Regions from separate parts of the Homo sapiens genome. Here all the other regions are linked to region 1. Evidence: read pairs that join two places in POLR2A ChIA-PET (ENCODE). Cell type or tissue: Panc1. All regions are shown on one strand. Each heading gives the region's core, and the rest is flanking DNA. Links, peaks and the distances in the headings are about the cores only.

Region 1 (4,000 bases), core at 1-4,000:
GTAAAAATTCAAGAGGGTTTTTGTTTTCTCTTTGAGAAGGGCGAAGCAAACTGGTCATCCTGGAGCCATGGAGGGCCCCAGGATCAGCCCCCAGGGGCGGCTGTGGATCTAGGGCCTGGGACCTGCTGAACCGTATCACAACATGCCTCTGAGCTCCAAAGGCCAGTACAGACGAAGCGGGAGGCTGGTGAAGGGGAGGGGATACATTGAATGTAGCATGGAGGTGGAGGAGAGGAGGAAGCATGGAGGGGCTCAGGGAGGGGAGAGCCGAGTGGACCATGACTTCATGGGAAGTCCCAAGCCCCCACAGGCCTTGAGGGAATAGGCATTGCAGGCGAGGAGAGTGTGGGTGCCAGAGAGGACTGGACTGGTGGGCAGGCTTGGAGTTGCAGTGGGAGCCGGCTCCTGCCGCCTTCAGAGTTGTTGGCTTCTCTTCACTCTGCAGTCCTGAAAAGAACTGAGTCCTGGCAGTCTTCCCTGAATGTTCTGGACTACAGAACCCCAAGAGATGAGGAGTGGTCCCCCTATCCTGTTTGAGGTGGTACTTCCCACTACCTGAGTAGGAGAGAGCAGAGCCAACTTTATTTCGAACAATTAAGAAATGGGCTGTTTCATATGGAAAAAATGTCAGTGAAGACATGAACTCTTAGCATTCTCTAAAATTATGTAGTGTTTCTCTTACAGCCAGAGAGCATTGCATGTTTTCGTGTATCATTTTATTTGAAGCAGGAAGGGCTGGGGACTCCCAGCAGCCCCACCGGAGGGAAGGAGGGAGGAAGGAGCGGGGATGTGGAGAGAGGCCCCTGTGACCTTGTTTATGTGCAGGCCTGGGAGGAATGGCATTAGTGGTTTCAGGAGGTGTTGCCCTGGGACTGTAGCACAGGGACAATGCGCTGAGTTCACATGCCTGACCCTGAAGCTCCAAAGGCCTCAGACACAGAGCATGGCCAGAGCAGGGTTGGAGGAGGCCTGAGTGTGGGGGAGGACCCACTCCCCCAGGCTGCCAGAAATTCCTGTGAGCTGCTTATGCTCTGAGTTAAGCCTTGTTCTTATAACATCTCTTTTGAAGTGCACTCTGTCACCTAATTCACCTCAATGTGAATGAGTTTTTCCAAAGTTAAGCTGAAGGGGGGTGGAGTAGGCAAATCGGTCTGTGTGCCCACAGCTCAGAGGGTGGCCTGGGGGAAGAGACAGGGTCAGCTGTGGCCAGCTGACCTCTCAGAGGGAGTTTCTTTCAAGACTTGTAAGCCTGGTGTGCCCAGAGCCCTTGCTCTGCTGGGGTGGCCCCTGGTGTGTTGAGATCAGTTCTAATCCATCCCAGATGCCGGGCCTCAGTGGAGCCCTCTGGTCCCGCCCCTCCCCCTGCATAGCCCAGGCTGCCCCTTTTACTCTCCCCCAGATCTCATATTTGTGCCCAGAATGTCTTAAAAGATCTGTTTCCTCACCTGTGGGATGGTGATTGTGCTGCCTGCTTTGCAGGGTCATTTGAAGGTTAAATGCAGGATTGGGTGTGAAAGGCCCTAGCACATTGGATGAGCTGATTGATGCCAAGTGTTTACAATAGTCCTGGGCTATTCTAATGCTCAATACATAACCACTTACTTATTCTTCTTTTCCTTCGTCTTGCAACTATCTGCATGAAATAAACTTTCTTTAAGGTAAAAATAGCAGGGTAGGGAGGAGTCCCTAAGTTTTGCTCCTTTTAGCCACGACGGGGAGTATTTTTGCCCAGATGTCTTTAATCCTTTGGATTTGAGTTTCCAAAGGCCCTGGTTAAGATGCAGTTATGTTTTGAGACGGGACACTACATAGACTCAGTAATACCTGTTTACGTAGCTTAGTACGATTCCTTGCCCTTTAAGACCAACACAGGGTCTTCTGGCATCCTATTTCATGTGAGTATCTCTGAGACATAAGCATGGGGGTGCAGGGGTAGTGCTGGTTATTATTCCTCTTTTACTGATAGGGAAAGGCGAGGCCTACAGAGGTTAGGTGACCTATCTAAGGACACAGCTAGTTAGTGACGGTCCTGGAATTTGCTCTCGGATCTCTCTGACTCCGAGGGCTCACTTTACACCTACATGTAATATGGGAGTACAGTTTGAGGGGTTCTGGAGTGCTTTCTCCAAATAATCTCTTACTGCTCTTACTCTTGCCTTAAATCCTGCCACTGATGCGTCATTATTTTGAGCTGTTGCTGTATCGAGGGTTCACTGTAATTTATTTCATCAAGACCTTTTTTTCTGGCAGTCCCAGGATGGCCTAAGGGCATAAGGCGCTTAGGTTTAGGGTGTGGAGGACTTGCTCAGAAAGAAGGTGCAAAAAGAGGAATTGCCAAGTCTGAGCATGGGGTCTGCCAGCTTCTCTCTAGCTCTCAGTTTCCCTGTATGGGATTGCAAGGATGGGAGGAAAAGTGTCACACCTCCTCCAAATCCTGGCTGCCCTGGAGTCCAGACATCGCTCCCTGCCAAGGCTACAGTGACTGCAGCAGTGGTACAGGGGAAGACTGCAATGGCTTTCAGCCAAGAAGGTCCATATTTATGTCTCATCAACTGTGACTAGGTGGGTCACCAGTCTCTTCCAGTTGCTGACCCTGTTTTCTCGTCTCTAAAATGGAAGTGATGATTTTTCTACTTACCACACAGGGTTGTGAGGCTCCATTGAAATGCCACTGTAAATTGCTATACAACAAAAGACAGGAATATCAGTATTGTCAGACACCCATTGGAGCCTCAGGCAGCTCAGCATTCCCCTTACCTGGTGAGTGAGGCATTTGTGCATTAGGAACAGACCTACAAAATCAGAGCACCAAAATGAAACATCACACTGTATTAATATTTTCACACCACTTAGCTCTCATTAAAATGTACTTTGCTGAATTTAATATGTGATTTCAAATGACACAACATATTAAGTGCTTAATATACTAGAAATTATGAAACTATTATAGTTGATGCCATATGAAATAATTACACTGAATTAAACTTTAGCAGCCAAGTGAAGGAAAGACTTCAACTTAAAACGTCTTAAAGAAGCTTAAGCCACCACTGTAATCCCCAAAATAAATGTCCAGAAATTAGGATCTTTAAATAAAAACTGGAACTTAATCTGTACTTACACCGGGAAGCTCTTCTGGGCTTTGGTGATGTGCAGCATTGTTCCCTTGGGGAGGTGAGGGGCCCTGGGACCCACTGCAGGCCAGGGTGTTGGGATCAGGGCTTCAGTGGGCTCGCTCCATGGGCCTGGCTGGGGGTTGGCTCAAATGGCCTGGAGTAAAGCCTTCTACCGAAGTGACAGATTAGTCTTTGCTCGAGATTAGCCTATTGACAAGTTAAAAATAAAAACAAACCCACCTTATGGAACATCTATTCAGTGCTTCCTTTGTGCCAGCCATTTTATATGCATTTCCTCATTTAATCCTCACAATACATCTGTTTTAAGAGCCACTGTTTTTCAGATGAGGAAACAGGCTCAGAAAGATTAAATGAATAATCCAGGGCCTTAAATCAGAATCCATAGTGTTCACCCCTGCATCAGATTGCCTTTCTCTAAACTCTTCAACCTCCTCATTAGTGTATGTGTATGCATGCATGTATGTACTACCTCCTATTTTAATAATGATTCAGTGACTGATATGGTTTGGCTGTGTCTCCACCCAAAATCTCATCTTGAATTGTAGTCCCCATAATCCTCACGTGTCAAGAGAGAGACCAGGTGGAGGTAATTGAATCATGGGGGCAGTTTTCTCCATGCTGTTCTTGTGATAGTGAGTGAGTTCTCACGGGATCTGATGGCTTTATAAGTGTTTGGTAGTTTCTCCTGCATTCATTCTCCTTACTGCCGCCTTGTGAAGAAGGCGCTTGCTTCCCCTTTGCCTTCCACCATGATTGTAAGTTTCCTGAGGCCTCCCCAGCCATGCAGAACTGTGAGTCAATTAAACCTCTTTATAAATTACCTAATCTCGGGCAGTTCTTTATAGCAATGTGAAAATGGACTAACA
Region 2 (10,836 bases), core at 4,653-8,652, 200 kb after region 1:
GAAGTGCCTGGAGAAGACGTGATGGTATTGATCCAGGGAGGGAGATTGCGCTGGGTCACACACTCCTCCTGAGTCCTAGGCAGCTACAGGAAGGTGCCATTTTGAGATCCCAGCCACAACAGACTGTGCACTGTCCTGGGGCCCCGTGGTACCAGGTCCGAGGCACAAGCAAGGAGCAGGCTGTTGCTGCCGGGGCTGAGGCACAAGTGAGGTATGGGCTGCTGCCACCGGGGCTGAGGAACAAGCAAGGCATGCATTCTCCATTTGCCAGCCTAGGTTGCCACCACTAAAAGCAACCATGCCCTCCCCAGTGGCAGGGCCAACGTGTGGCCACTGCCACTCCTAACCCAAGCATTCCACCAGAGGCCTGGAAGTTGCCCCATCTCTGCCTATCATGACAGACACCTGCACACACCACTGGGGAACCCTGAGGACAAACTCACATGGCACCAGCTTCACCTCACCCTTGCCAGAGCATGCAGTTCAGGGCACTGAAGATTACCCAGTCCACTACCATTGACACCTGACCACTCCTCCCAGGGGCCTACCCACCCTGCCACTACCACAACAGCTTGCAATTACCTGTGCATGTCACCTGCAGGCCTGGGGACTAGCTCACACAGCCCATCACAGCTACCACCAACACCAGTGTACACTGTTTATTTTTGAATAAAATACAAAATACATTTGAAAGCTTCAACAATAGGGTAGATCAAGGAGAAGAAAGAATCTCAGAACTTGAAGAATGGTCTTTTGAAATAAACCAGTTAGACAAAAATAAAAAAGAATGAGCAAACCCTAACTTGACACATAAAACACCATAAAGCAACCAAATATTCAAACTTTTGGAGTCCTAGAAGGCAAAGAGAAAAGAGTTAGAAAACCTATTTAATGAAATAACAGATAAAAATTTCCCAAGTCTGGCGAGAGATTTAGACATCCAGATACAAGAGGCTTAGAGATCCCCAAATAGATATAATGCAAAGTTCTTCTCCATGACATATTATAGTCAAACTGTCAAAAACAGAGAGAGAATTCTAAAAACAGCAAGAGAAAAACATCTGGTTCCCTATAAAGGGACCCATATCAGACTAATAGTGGACTTCTCAGCAGAAACTTTACAGGCCAGGAGAGTATAGTATATGCAAAGTGCTGAAAGAAAAAACTGCCAATTAAGGATGCTATACCCAGCAAGATTATCCTTTATAAATGAAGGAGAAATAAAGTCTTTCCCAGACAAGCAAAAACTGAGGAAATTCATCACCACCCAGAATCAAAGCCAACACATCCTATGCAACCAAACCATAGACACATATTCAGGATAAAGTCCTCCTCTCCCCTCTGCTCCCTACAAGAAATGCTTAAGGGAGTCCTACAGATGGAAGTGAAATAACAAAGAAATCAGTAAAACAATTCAAGATATGAATAAGGAATTTGCCAGAGAAAGAATGTTATTTACCATTATGAAACATGTAAGAATGTAAGAACAACTGGTAGAGCAAATGCACAAACAAGGAAGAGAAAAGACTCAAATGTTATCACTACAGAAGCCACCAAACCACAGTGTTAAACAATAATAAAGAAAAAAAATGACTAAAGGACTTACAAAACACCCAGGAATAATTTACTAAAATGATAAGAAAAAGCCATCACATATCAATAATAACTTTGCACGTAAATGAATTAAACTTTCCACTTAAAAGATGTAGACTGGCTGAATGGATTTTTTAAAAGACCCAATTATTTACTGCCTATAAGAAACAGATATCATGTGGAAAAACACATATAGACTGAAAGTAAAAAGATGGAAAAAGATATTCCAAGCAAACAAATCAAAAGTGAGCAGGAGTAGCTACACTTAGATAACATGAACTTGAAGTAAAAAACAATAAAAAGAGACAAGATATATTAGTCAGCATTCTCTAGAGGGACAGAACTAATAGGATATATAAAGGGGAGTTCCTTAAGTATTAACTCACAAGGGCCATCAATAGGACCCACAATAGGCCATCTGCAAGCTGAGGAGCAAGGAGAGACAGCATGAGTCCCAAAACTGAAGGACTTGGAGTCTGATGTTCAAGGGCAGGAAGCATCCAGCATGGGAGAAAGACGTAGGCTGGGAGGCTAGGCCAGTCTATTTACATTTTTTTTTCTGCCTGCCTTGTATTCTAGCTGTGCTGGCAGCTGATTAGATGGTGCCCAGATTAAGGGTGGGTCTGACTCAGTCCCACCCAGTCCACTGACTCAAATGTTAATCTCCTTTGGCGACACCCTCACAGACACATCCAGGATAAATACTTTCCATCCTTCAATTCAATCAAGTTTATACTCAGTATTAACCATCACAGAAGGTCATTGTATAATGATAAAGGGATCAATTTAGCAAGAGGATATAACAGTTCTAAATACATATGCACCCAACACTGGAGCACCCAGATATATAAAGCAAATTTTATTAGATTTAAAGGGAGAGACAGATTCCAATAAAATAATAGTTGGGGGCTTCAACAGCCCACTCTCAGCATTAAACAGATCATCTAGACAGAAAATTCACACAGAAACACTGGATATAAACTCCGCATTAGACCAAATGGGTCTGACAGACATTTATAGAACATTTCATCCAACAGCTACAGAACATACATTATTCTCATTGGCACACACAACATTCTCCAGGATAGACCATATATTGGGACACAAAATGTGTCTCAACAAGCTTTTGAAAATTGATATGTCACAATTTTATCAAACCACCAAAAACCAAGTCAATAACAAGAGGAACTGTGGAAACTGTACAAATACATGAAAATTAAACAACATGCTCCTGAATGACCTTGGGTCAAGGAAGAAATTAAGGAAGAAATGAAAAAAATTCTTGAAACAAATGAAAATCAAAACATAACATTCCAAAATCTACGGGATACAACAAAAGCAGTGCTGAGAAGGAAGTTTATAGAAATAAGTGCCTACATCAAAAAAGTAGAAAGATTTAAAGTAAATAATCTAATAATGCACTTCAAGGAACTTAAAAAGCAAGATCAAACCAAAACCAAAATTAGTAGAAGGAAAGAAATAATAAACATCAAGGCAGAACTAAATGAAATTGACACTAAAAAAACAATACAAAGGATTAGCCAGGTGCAGTGGCTCACACCTGTAATCCCAGCACTTTGGGAGGTCAAGGCAAGCAGATCACAAGGTCAGAAGATTGAGACCATCCTGGCTAACATGGTGAAAACCCGTCTCTACTAAAAATACAAAATATTAGCTGGGCGTGGTGGCATGCATCTGTAATCCCAGCTACTCAGGAGGCTGAGGCAGGAGAATCACTTGAACCTGGGAAGGGGAGGTTGCAGTGAGCTGAGACTACGCCACTACCCTCCAGCCTGGGCGACAGAGTGAGACTCCATCTCAAAATAAATAAATAAATAAATAATAAACAATACAGAGGATCAACAAAATGAAGAGTTGGCTTTTTGAAAAGAACCAAAATTGATAAACCACTTGCTAGACTAAGCAAAAAAAAAAGATCCAAATAAAATCAGAAACGAAAAAGGAGACATTATAACAGATACTCAGAAATACACAAGATCATCAGATACTATCATGAGCAACTATATACAGTAAACTGGAAAATCTAGAGAAAATGGAAAGATTCAATATATATAACCTACCAAGATTGAACCAGGAAGAGAGAAAACCTAAACAGTCCAGTAACAAGTAATGAGATCAAAGAAGTAATAAAAGTCTCCCAACAAAGAAAAGTCCAGGACTAGATGGCTTCACTACTGAATTCTACCAAACTTTCAAAGAAGAGCTAACACCAATTGCCAACAAACTTTTCCAAAAAATTGAAGAGGAGGAGATTCTCCCTAACTCATTCTATGAGGCCAGCATTACCCAGATGCCAAAACCAGACAAGGATGCAACAAAAAAGAAAACTACAGACCAATATACCTGATGAACATAGACACAAAAATCCTCAAAAATACTAGCAAATCAAATCCAACAGCATACCACAAAGATAATACACCATGATCAAGTGGGATTCATCCCAGGGATGCAAGGATGGTTTGACATACGCAAATCAGTAAACAGCATCCATCACATTAACAGAATGAAGGACCAAAACCATATGATCTCTCAACTCATGCAGAAAAAGTGTTTAATAAAACTCAACATCCCTTCCTGATAAAAACTCTCAACAAACTAGGCAGAGAAGGCATACCTCACCATAATAAAGGACATGTATGACAAACCCACAGCTAACACCATACTGAATGGGGAAAAGCTGAAAGCCTTTCCTCTAAGAACTGGAACAAGACAAAGATGCCCACTTTCATGACTCTTATTCAATATAATACTGGAAATCCTAGCCAGAGTGATTAGGCAAGAGAAAGAAATATATGGCATCCAAATTGGAAAAGAGGAACTCAAACTGTCCCTCTTTGCTGATGATATGATCTGTGATCTTATATCTAGAAAAACCTAAAGACTCCACCAAAAAACTCTTTGTTGAGAAAATAATTCAGTAAAGTTACAGGATACAAAATTAACATACAAAAATCAGTAGTGTTATTAATAATAAACTAGCCAAGAGAGAAATAAGAAAGGTAATTCCATTTACAATAGTGACAAAAAAATATACCTAGGAGTAATTTAACCAAGGAGGTGAAAGATCTCTGCAAGGAAAACTACAAAGTACTGATAAAAGAAATTGAAGAGTACACAACCAAATGGAAAGACATCGCATCTCATGACTGGAAGAATTAGTATCATTAAAATGACCATACTCTTTAAAGCAATCTACAAATGCAGTGCAATCTCTATTAAAATATCAACATCATTTTTTCACAGAATTAGACAAAGCAATTTTAAAATTTGTGTAGAACCAGGAAAAAAAAAAAACACCTGAATAGCCAAAGCAATCATGAGCAAAAAGAACAAAGCTAGACGCAGATATAGTAAACAAAACAGGATGGTATTTGTATAAAAACAAACACATAGACCAATGCAACAGAATAGAGAATCCAGAAATAAATTTGCATGTTTACAGACAACTGATTTTCAACAAAGGCACCAAGGTCATACATTGGGGAAAGGTCAGTCTCTCCAACAAATTGTACTAGTAAAATTGGAAATTCATATGCAGAAGAATGAAACTGGACCCCTATCTCTCACCATATAGAAAAATCAACTTAAAATAGATTAAAGACTTAAAGGTAAGATCTGAAACTATTAAAATACTAGAAAAAATATAGAGAAAACACTTCAGGACACTGGTCTAGGCAAAGATTTCATGGCTAAGACCTTGAAAGCACAGGCAACAAAAAGAAAAATAGACAAATGGGACTTTATTAGACTAAAAAACTTTGACACAGCAAAGAAAACTATCAACAGAGTGAAGAAACAGCCTGTTATAAGGGAAAAAATATTTGCAAACTATTCATTTTTCTAGAGACTAATATCCAGAATATACAAGGAACTCAAATAACAATCAATCCCATTAAAAAGTGGGCAAAGGCTGGGTGTGGTGGCTCATACCTGTAATCCCAGCACTTTGGGAGGCCGAGGCAGGTGGATCACAAGGCCAGGAGATTGAGACCATCCTGGCTAACACAGTGAAACCCCATCTGTACTGAAAATACAAAAAATTAGCTGGGCATGATGGCATGCACCTGTAGTCATGGCTACTCAGGAGGCTGAGGCAGAAGAATCACTTGAACCCAGGAGGCAGAGGTTGCAATAAGCTGAGATTGCACCACTGTACTCCAGCCTGGGCGACAGAGCAAGACTATGTCTCAAAAAAATAAAAAATAAGAAGTGGGCAAAGGACATGAAGAGCCACTTCTCAAAAGAAGACATACAAAATGCCCTCTGTCTCAAAAAAAAAAAAAAAAGTTACTTAAAGTCTGTGTCTAGTAAGTCTAACGTCTGTGCTGCCTCAGCGATGGTTTCTGTCAATTTATTTTTCCCACTGCTTTCCTATTTCTTTGTATGCTTTGTGGGTTTTTGTTGTTGTTGAAAACTGGACATTTGACTATTATAATGTGTTATCTCTGGAAAACAAATATTTACATTCCCTAGAGTTTGCTGTTCTTGATTGTTGATGGCTTAACTTTTGTACAGCCAGGGTTTTTACCGAAATTTCCCTGAACATGGGGAACTTAAAAAACAAACAAAAAACTTTTTCCAATCTTTGCATCTGAGTTTTTGCAGGAGCACCCCTTTAACACTTAATAAGGCCATTTGAAATTCTTCCTCAGCAGTCATTTCCTGGTTGCACTGAGTCTATATATCAACCAGTGGTGGAATCTTAGGCTGTTCTCAGTTCTCTGAACATGCATCCTGTCCCAGACATGTGTGTTGCTTTCTAAGTTGCCCTATATACAGAGCACTTTTGAATTTGAATGCCCTAATTTCCCAACAATTCTCTCTCCCTGGCTTTTACTCCCAGGCTTTAGGAAAGTTATTCTATGTACCAACTGTACTCTTCGGCCCCAGGCAGTTGCAGTTTGTTTGTTTGCCTTACAATGTTTAAACAACGCCTGCTGCTTTTCTACAGTGGGTTACAGTGTGAAAACAGAAATGAGCACTTTGTTTCAGTTTTTCAGGTAACACCCAGGCAGGTTAGAATAGACATACCTAATAATTGTGTATAAAGTTGGCTCTGCTCTCTATAAACAAGGACCGGAGTCCCACCCTGGGAAGGTGGGCTGCTGTCGCTAAGACTGCTATTGAGTCAGGGAAGGGTTCATAAAGTTTTCTTTCCATTTTCAAGTTGCCTTAGAAAAAAAATTGGCTGGGCGTGTTGGCTTACCCTATAATCAGAGCACTTTGGGAGGCTAAGGCAGGAGGATTACTTGAGCCCAGGAATTCAAGACCAGCCTGGGCAATGTGATGAAACCTTGTCTCTAAAAACATAAAAAATTTAAAAGGTAATAAATAATTTTTTAAAATGAGCATTTGCTTGGTTGCTGTAAATCTTTAACTATTTCCCAAAGTTCTGATAAAGTTGCTCTGACAATTTCTGGTTATTTGTTCAATATTTCTGTGGCGGTGTGAAAGTTTGTAGCTGCCTATTTCTCCATTTTGCTGATGTCCCTCTCTCCACAAATTCGGACATATTGCATCTTCATTATGCACACACACACACACACACACACACACACACACACCCCTAAAAAAGTAATAATAATGTAATTATAGAGATGGAGAACAGGCTAGTAGTTCTCTGGGAATTACGGATGGGTAGAGAGGATGGGTGTTATCGATGTCAATGTTTCAATATATGCAATATATGTATGTACATATATACATACACACATATATGTATACACACATAAACACATACACATATGTATACTTTTCATATATGTACACATACAGATGTTCCTCAGCTTAAGATGGGATTACGTTCAGACAAACCCATCATAAACTGAAACTATCTCAAATTGAAAATGTATTTAATCCACCTAATCTACCAAACATCATAGCCTACCCTAGCCTACCTTAAATGTGCTCAGAACACTTATATTAGCTTACAATTGGGCAAAGTTGCCTAACACAAGCCTATTTTATCATAAAGTGTTTAATATCTTATGTGTTAATTTATTGGATAGTTTTTGAAAGTGAAAACAGAATGGTTGTATAGGTACTTGAAGTATGGTTTCTACTGAATGTGTATTGCTTTTTTTTTTTTGAGATGGAGTCTTGCTCTGTCGCCTGGGCTGGAGTGCAGTGGTGTGATTTCAGCTCAGTGCAACCTCCACCTCCTGGGTTCAAGTAATTCTCCTGCCTCAGCCTCCCCAGTAGCTGGGATTACAGGCACATGCCACTGCGCCAAGCTGAATTTTGTATAAAAATACTACTAAAAAGTAGAGACGGGGTTTCACCATGTTGCCCAGGCTGGTCTTGAATTCCTTATCTCAGATGATCCACCCACCTCGGCCTCCCAAAGTGCTGGGATTACAGGCATGAGCCACTGCGCCTGGCCAAATGTGTATTGCTTTTGCACGGTGGTAAAGTTTTAAAATTGTAGATCAAACCATTGTAAGCTGGGGACAGTCTATATACACCTACTTTTTATTTTGAAATAATTGTAGAGTCACCTGCAAGAGAAATGTACAGGGAAGTCACATGTACCCTTCTCTCAGTCTCCTGCAATGTTAACATCCTATGCAACTATAATACAATATCACAACCAAAAAATTGGCATCAATATCACCCATCCTTTCTACCCTTCCCTAATCCCCAGAGAATGACTAGCCTGTTCTCTATCTCAATAATTATGTTATTATTATTATTATTTTTAGACACAGGGGTCTTGCTATGTCGCCCAGGTTGGTCTTGAACTCCTAGGCTCAAACGATCCACCTGACTCAGCCTCCCAAAGTGCAGGGAGTATGGGTGCAAGCCACCAAGCCCAGCCTATGTCTATAATTATGTTATTACATGATTGTTACATAAAGGCAATAATGTACTATGTATTCTTTTGAAATTATTTTTTTTAACCCAGCATAATTTCCTAGAGATTTATCCAAGGTGTTGTATTGTTTTTTCATTGCTGATTAGTAGTCCATGGTATGTATGTATCGCAGTTTTAGCCATTTATTCATCAAAGGAGATTTGGGTAGTTTCCAGTTTTGGACTCATAAATACAGCTGCTATGAACATTCTTCTACAAACTTCTGTGTGAAAATGTCATTTCTCTGTCTAAGGGTGCAAATGCTGAGTTGTACAATAAGTACATCTTGTTTTCAAAGGAAGTACCAAACTATTTTCCATAGTGGCTGTACCTTTCCTACCAACATGCATGTTGGTATTCATATCTAAGTGTGTGATCCATATCTAAGAAGACTATGTCTAACTCAATAACATAGGGATTTTCATCTAATAATTTTTTAATTTTAATTTTTAAATTCAGGTCTATGATTCATTTTGAGTTTTTTCATTTTTTTTTTTGTATTGGCTGAAGGCCACAATAATCTTAGGGTCCCATGAAAATGCTTTAAATCTTTTCAAATAATAAGAACAAATTAAGTGCAATTGATGGCAGCAGCGGGCTGTCCACGGCGGTCGCTGTCATCAGGTCAGCTGCTGTGGGGAGGGTGCCAGGAGGAGGCAGAGCTGGGCTGGAGTAATGCTGTGCTCCACAGAGCCAGCAGGAGCCAGGGTAAGCGAGAGCCCCCCCGCCAAGCCTGCCACGTTGGGTGCCACTGCAATGGGGCTGAGCTGAGCCACCTGCCAGCAGGGAGCAGCATGGTTGGGCACAGAGGGGTGGGCAGAGAGGGGCCCAGTAAGGACCTGGAGCTGCAAGGAGGCATGGCCAGGGCTGCCTGCATGCTGCTCCACAGAGTAGGCAGGCGGGAGTCCTACCCTCCCAGGCACAGGACCTGGGCATCTCTGCAGTCTGCACCCTTGGGGTCCTGGGAAAGTCCCCCTCCCCCCTCAGGCTTGGGGGGTGTCTGCTCCTGCTGCCTGGCCTCTCCCTGCCCCTGGTGCCTGCTCCAATCTCAGAGCAGGGTTGGGGCTGAGCCCAGGCACTGTTACAGTCTGGCCAGGTGTGTGCACACTTGGAGCAGAGCTGACACACCAGCCCCCTGCTGTCTTGGTCCTTTCCGGAATTTGGGCCCCAAGGAGCTCTGGGGGGAAGCCGAGGGGCGCCTGAGGGCAACCCAGCACTGGCCTACAGGTGCCCTTTTGCACAAGCAGCCTGGGCACCATGGATGGTGGCAGGAGGCAGATCGGCTCCTGGGTGGAAGAGGACAGGTTACTGGTGAAGCCCCACCTTCAGGCCAGGCTGCTAGTACTGCTGACTGGAGTGGGAACTTGTGGTGCCTTTTCCAGGCCCTCCCATGGCCGCCCACAGACCAATTGGCAGCACTTCCTCCCATCTGAGGCCCATAAAAGCCCTGGGCTCAGCCAGAGCACTGCAGATGATGAGACGTCCAGCTGCAGAGAGGAGCTACCCTCTCTGCTGATAGCTGAACACTTGTCAGGATGGCTAGCTGCAGAAGGAGCTACCCTCTTTGCTTCTAGAACTCAACACTTGTTGGGATGACTTGCCTAGCAGAGAGGAGCCATCCCCATCTCGCCACCTTGCAGGCGAAGAGGAGGAAAGAAGAGCTGTGGCCCTTCGGGGAGCTCAGACCTGGGAGCTCTTCAAGCCAGGGCTGTCACTCCCTCCTTGGAGCCCTTCGGTTCCTGGTGTCTCCAAGCTTCCAGGCACCACCATGTTCCCTGGTGCCAGGAATGGAAGCTGCTTGCATGTGCCTGGTCCAGCTGCAGCCTTGCAGAGAGCCAGCGTGCAAGCTGGCACCTAGAATTGCTCACCCTGCTGAGGCAGCCGGCATGTCTGACTGCACAGTTGGACTCCATGCTCACTCACACACCCCTCACCCCTCACCCCTCACCACTTCATGCAGTCTCCCTCGGCAGGGGAGGGATCCTGGTTGGTAGTGTGAGCCGAGCGCAGCCTGCAAAGCCAAGTGGGCAGAGTGAGCCCAGCGGGCCTGAGCAAAACTTGGACAAAGGTGCCACTGGCCACAGAGGTTTCCAGCCAAAAACCAACACCCCAAAGATCCACTAACATAATCAGTTGGGATTACATTTGTATTTATAGCAACACAGTTTTAAAACATAATTTTTTGGGCTTGGTGGCCTGTGCCTATAATCCCAGCTATTGGGAAGCTGAGGTGGGAGGATCACTTGAGGTCAGGAGGTCTAGACCAGCCTGGGCAACATATGGAGACCCTCTCTTTAAAAAAAAAGTGAAATATAGGCCAAGCACAGTGGCTCACGCCTGTAATCTCAGCACTTTGGGAAGCTGAGGCA
Region 3 (4,000 bases), core at 1-4,000, 160 kb after region 1:
ATCCTCCCACCTCAGCCTGCCAAAGTGCTGGGATTATAGGCATGAGCCACTCTGCCTAGCCTAAAATTTTCAATTTTTTTATGGAGGTGTGGTCTCACTATGTTGTCCAGGCTGTTCTTGAACTCCTCCCTCCTCGGCCTCCCAAAGTGTTGGGATTACAAGCATGGGCCACTGTGCCCAGCCCACACAACTCTACTCTTTTAAATATTTGCTCTACATCTGTTTGATGCCACAACAATGACTCAATTCCGACAATTCAATTTATTTATATGGGTGTGGCTTTTTTTTCTTATTCGATGGGGGAGTTTGTCTATCTGGCATAGACAGACAAGCCAAATTTCAAATTCTTGTTTAAGTGTTGAGAAGATATGGCCATAAGCATGTCTTTACTCAGTCAATCAATTGAACTTCAATCAACAGTGCCTACTGAGCACTAACTATGTGCATGCCCAGTCCTGTGTTTGGAAGGATACAGAGAATAAGGTACCATTTCTCCCTTTTCTTTATTAATTTATAGTCTAGTCAGAATTTATAGACTAGTCAGGCAGTCCTGGGCTCAAATCCCAATGCTATAACTTAGCAGCAAAGTGGAATTTTGGCAAATGATCTAATATCTCTGCACTTCTGTCTCCTCCTCTGTCAAATGGGGTGATGATAACACCTAATTCACAGGGCTGCTGTAGGAATCAAGGGAGATTGTGGGTGTATTCTGTGGGGTGTATCTATAAGTATTGGCTTTCTTCCCCTTCCCTTAGCCTTTAGCCTGGGGTAACCTCAGTGGAGAGGATTCCTAGAAGCCCTGTGTAAAAGCCTTCTTCTTAAGGCTAAGGGCAATTACCTCCATGGCCACGTGAAAATGGGCGCATAGTGGCTGGCTTTAAGTGAAGGCTGCAAACTGGCTGCCCACTGGCCAAAGCCAGAGTTAGACACTTCCAATTAGTCCTATATGATGTTAAAAAAAAAAAAAGTAATCTGCGGGCACAGTGGCTCATGCCTGTAATACCAGCACTTTGGGACGCTGAGCTGGGGGGATTACTTAAAGTCAGGAGTTTGAGACCAGCCTGATTAATGTGGTGAAGCCTCGTCTCCACTAAAAACACAAAAATTAGCAGGGCATGGTGGTGCACGCCTGTAATCCCAGTTACTCGGAAGGCTGAGGCAGGAGAATTGTTTGAATCTGGGAGGTGGAGGTTGCAGTGAGCCAAGATCTCGCCACTGCACTCCAGCCTGGGTGACTCAGTGAGACTCCAACTCAAGAAAAAGAAAAAGAAATCTGTTGCAAGCATTTAAATATCAAAAGCTATTCATTAAAACCCCAATTTGGGGATTCTCTTGAAAATCGGAAGATTCTGGCTTTTGACATTTGGATGGAGCTGACCACAAGCTACTTTCTTTGGATGGGTCAAGCACTCTCCAGAGTGCTTGTGACTTCCCACAGGGAGATCAGATGTGGTAAAAGGACACCATTAGTTCAGATCTAGCCAAAGTTCAAAGCTTAAGAAAAAGAACCAAGCCAAGAATGATGAGCCAGGGCAGCCCTGATAGGACCCACCAGAAGAGTAAAGGCTTAGTTCATTTAACAAATATTATTGAGCACCTTGATGTGCAAGTCACTGCATTGGGTGCAAGTGGGAAAGAGAAAGAACATGTGTTGGGAGCCTACTATGTGTCAGGCTCTGACATGAGCTCATCTAATCCATCAACTTCTTGAGGTAGGTATTAAGATTTTTTTTTTTTTTTTTTGTAAATGAGAAAGTAGGATTAAGTGGCTAAATGGATCAGCTGCTAAGTGCTGGAGTCAGGATCCCTGTACTCTGAGGGCCTAGGTTTGTCCTCTATACCTCAAGCCTGCGAGAGCAGGATGGAATGCGTCATATGTTCCTCTGTACTGTTCCATGTGCAAACTGGGCACATGACTGTGGATTGTGTGAATTTTCTGGTGAACGATAGGACAGTTTTTCCTCTGGCTCCTGCTCTCAAGAAGATTCTAGAAGCAAAGGAGACGATGATTGCCAGACAATGACCAACCAAAGGCTGTGGGGCTCAAGGCTCTGGGAGGAGGCAGCGTGTGAACTGGGCCTTAAAAGTCAGGAAGTTTTTGATAGGCGGAGGAGGCAGGAAAGGATATGCAAGGCATGGGGACAGCCCCAGCAGAGACACGAGGAGTAATCTGGAGTATGTGGGGCACAAGGTGGTGCATGGATGGGGCCCAAAAGTCAGGATGCAGTCAGGTCCTGGATGACCCTGGTGCAGCTAAACAATCCAGACTTCCTCCATTTCCTTCCTGGGGCCATTCCTCAGGCCCATCCTTTTCTCTGTCCCTCTTGTCCACCGGATCTTTCTGCTCCCTGCCATGGCTTCTGGAGCACAAGAGAGATGAGGGAACTCAAGCAAATGTATAAATGATTGAAGGCATTGAGAGCTCATGGTATCTAATAGGGATCTGTTTTAAAGAACTAAATAATATCATTATATAAAGCTGACCATCTCATACGAAATGACTCTGAAATGTTACCCCTGGATATATATTCCAGTCTAGAGAAACTCATGCTCAAAACTAATTATGGCAGCATGATTTGTAATAGCCAAAAAGTAAAAACAACCCGAATGCCCAACAATAGGAAACTGGATAAATAAATGGAGTATTGTCATAGAATGGTATGCTTAACAGCTGTGAAGATAAATGGATTCCAGTTACAGCAGTGGTTCTCAAACAGGGGTGATTTTATCCTCCACCCGGGGGACATTTGGCAGTGTCTGGAGACATTTTCAGTTGTTACAACTGGAGGGATGTTACTAGCACCTAATGAGTAAAGGCCAGGGATGCTGTTAAACATCCTACAATGTACTGCACAGCCCCTCATAACAAACGATTATCCAGCCCAAAATGTCATAGCATCCAGGTTAAGAAACCTTGAGTTACAGTCATTAAAATGGATGACCCTCATAATGTTGAGCACAGAAAGCAAGTTGCAGAAGAATATATATACAGTATAATACTATTTTTTAAAATTCAAAAGTAAGCAAAAAAGAAAGAATACATTGTTTAGGAATTACACATATACAGTAAAATTATGCTGTGATTTCAGAATCCACATTGCAACTATCCTTTAAGAAAGTATCACTTAATGAGTTTTAGTGTGATATCAAAGAGGAATATCCACAATTATTTGAAAAAGCTGTTAAAATACTCCTCCTTGTCCCTCTACAGATCTGTGTGAGGCTGGATTGTCTTCATGTACCTCAATCAAAACAATATAGGGTTGCAACAGATTGAATGCAGAAGCAGATAGGAGAATTCAGCTATCTTCTGTTAGCCAAACATTGAAGATATTTGCAAAAATCTAAAACAATGCCACTCTTCTATATTTTTGTGGAAAATATAGTTATTTTCCATAAAATATGTTATTTATGTTCAACATGTGATGAGTTTGTTGTTTTTAGAAGAATAAATAATAAATGTTCTGTTTTAATTTCTGATACTGTAAATGTTGACAGATATAGCCCACGTAAACAAAGTTTCTAGGATCCTCAATAAATTTTAAGAGCTTAAAAGGATCCTGAGACCAAAATTTTCAGAACAGTTGCCCTAGTCTAAGACAGATCTATTTCCTTTATCTCCTTTCCCATTTTGTACGCTGGAAGAGTTCCATTTAGTGAGCGCCATATTGAGTTTGCTTTCCATTAATAATACCTCAGTTATGGCTCATTTGTAAGTAACATGAAACAGTTATGAAATTCACATGGCTTGGTACCTCAGCCTTTGACTCCTGGGCTCTACCTCCAGTAAATAACTAAAAAGATTTTTTCCAAATTTATTTTCTTCCTCCTCCTTTCTTTGTATTTTTTTGTCATTCCATAAACATCATAGAACACCCTTTAATAATAGATAAAATTAGTTAATTTTAATCAAATATTTACCTTACCAAGACACTGTACTTTATATGAGTTATGTCATTTAAGCCCTCAAAAACCACATGAGGCAGATATTATTTCCACT

What was found. ChIA-PET counts read pairs that join two places held together with the same protein. Peaks named below come from ENCODE experiments on the same cell type or tissue, not always from the same donor. Only the 100,000 strongest peaks of a DNase experiment are listed, where the experiment ranks them.
Region 2: POLR2A ChIA-PET joins it to region 1 with 5 read pairs; 12 of 35 experiments call an interaction of 5 or more read pairs at or near these places.
Region 3: POLR2A ChIA-PET joins it to region 1 with 7 read pairs; 1 of 35 experiments calls an interaction of 5 or more read pairs at or near these places.

The regions. Positions count from the first base shown.
Region 1 is chr15:67,842,967-67,846,966 of GRCh38, forward strand. No RefSeq gene overlaps it. Among named protein-coding and RNA genes, the nearest start is that of RNU6-1, 4.9 kb to the left of the region's middle. RefSeq lists enhancers at 2,720-3,220, 3,221-3,721. In Panc1, for the core only: no CTCF peak of the experiment used is centred there; no DNase peak of the experiment used is centred there; H3K27ac peaks cover 3,582 bases.
Region 2 is chr15:68,036,259-68,047,094 of GRCh38, forward strand. No RefSeq gene overlaps it. Among named protein-coding and RNA genes, the nearest start is that of PIAS1, 13 kb to the right of the region's middle. RefSeq lists enhancers at 8,714-9,234, 9,235-9,754. In Panc1, for the core only: no CTCF peak of the experiment used is centred there; no DNase peak of the experiment used is centred there; H3K4me3 peaks cover 664 bases; H3K27ac peaks cover 3,855 bases.
Region 3 is chr15:67,999,334-68,003,333 of GRCh38, forward strand. No RefSeq gene overlaps it. Among named protein-coding and RNA genes, the nearest start is that of PIAS1, 53 kb to the right of the region's middle. In Panc1, for the core only: no CTCF peak of the experiment used is centred there; no DNase peak of the experiment used is centred there; H3K27ac peaks cover 1,502 bases.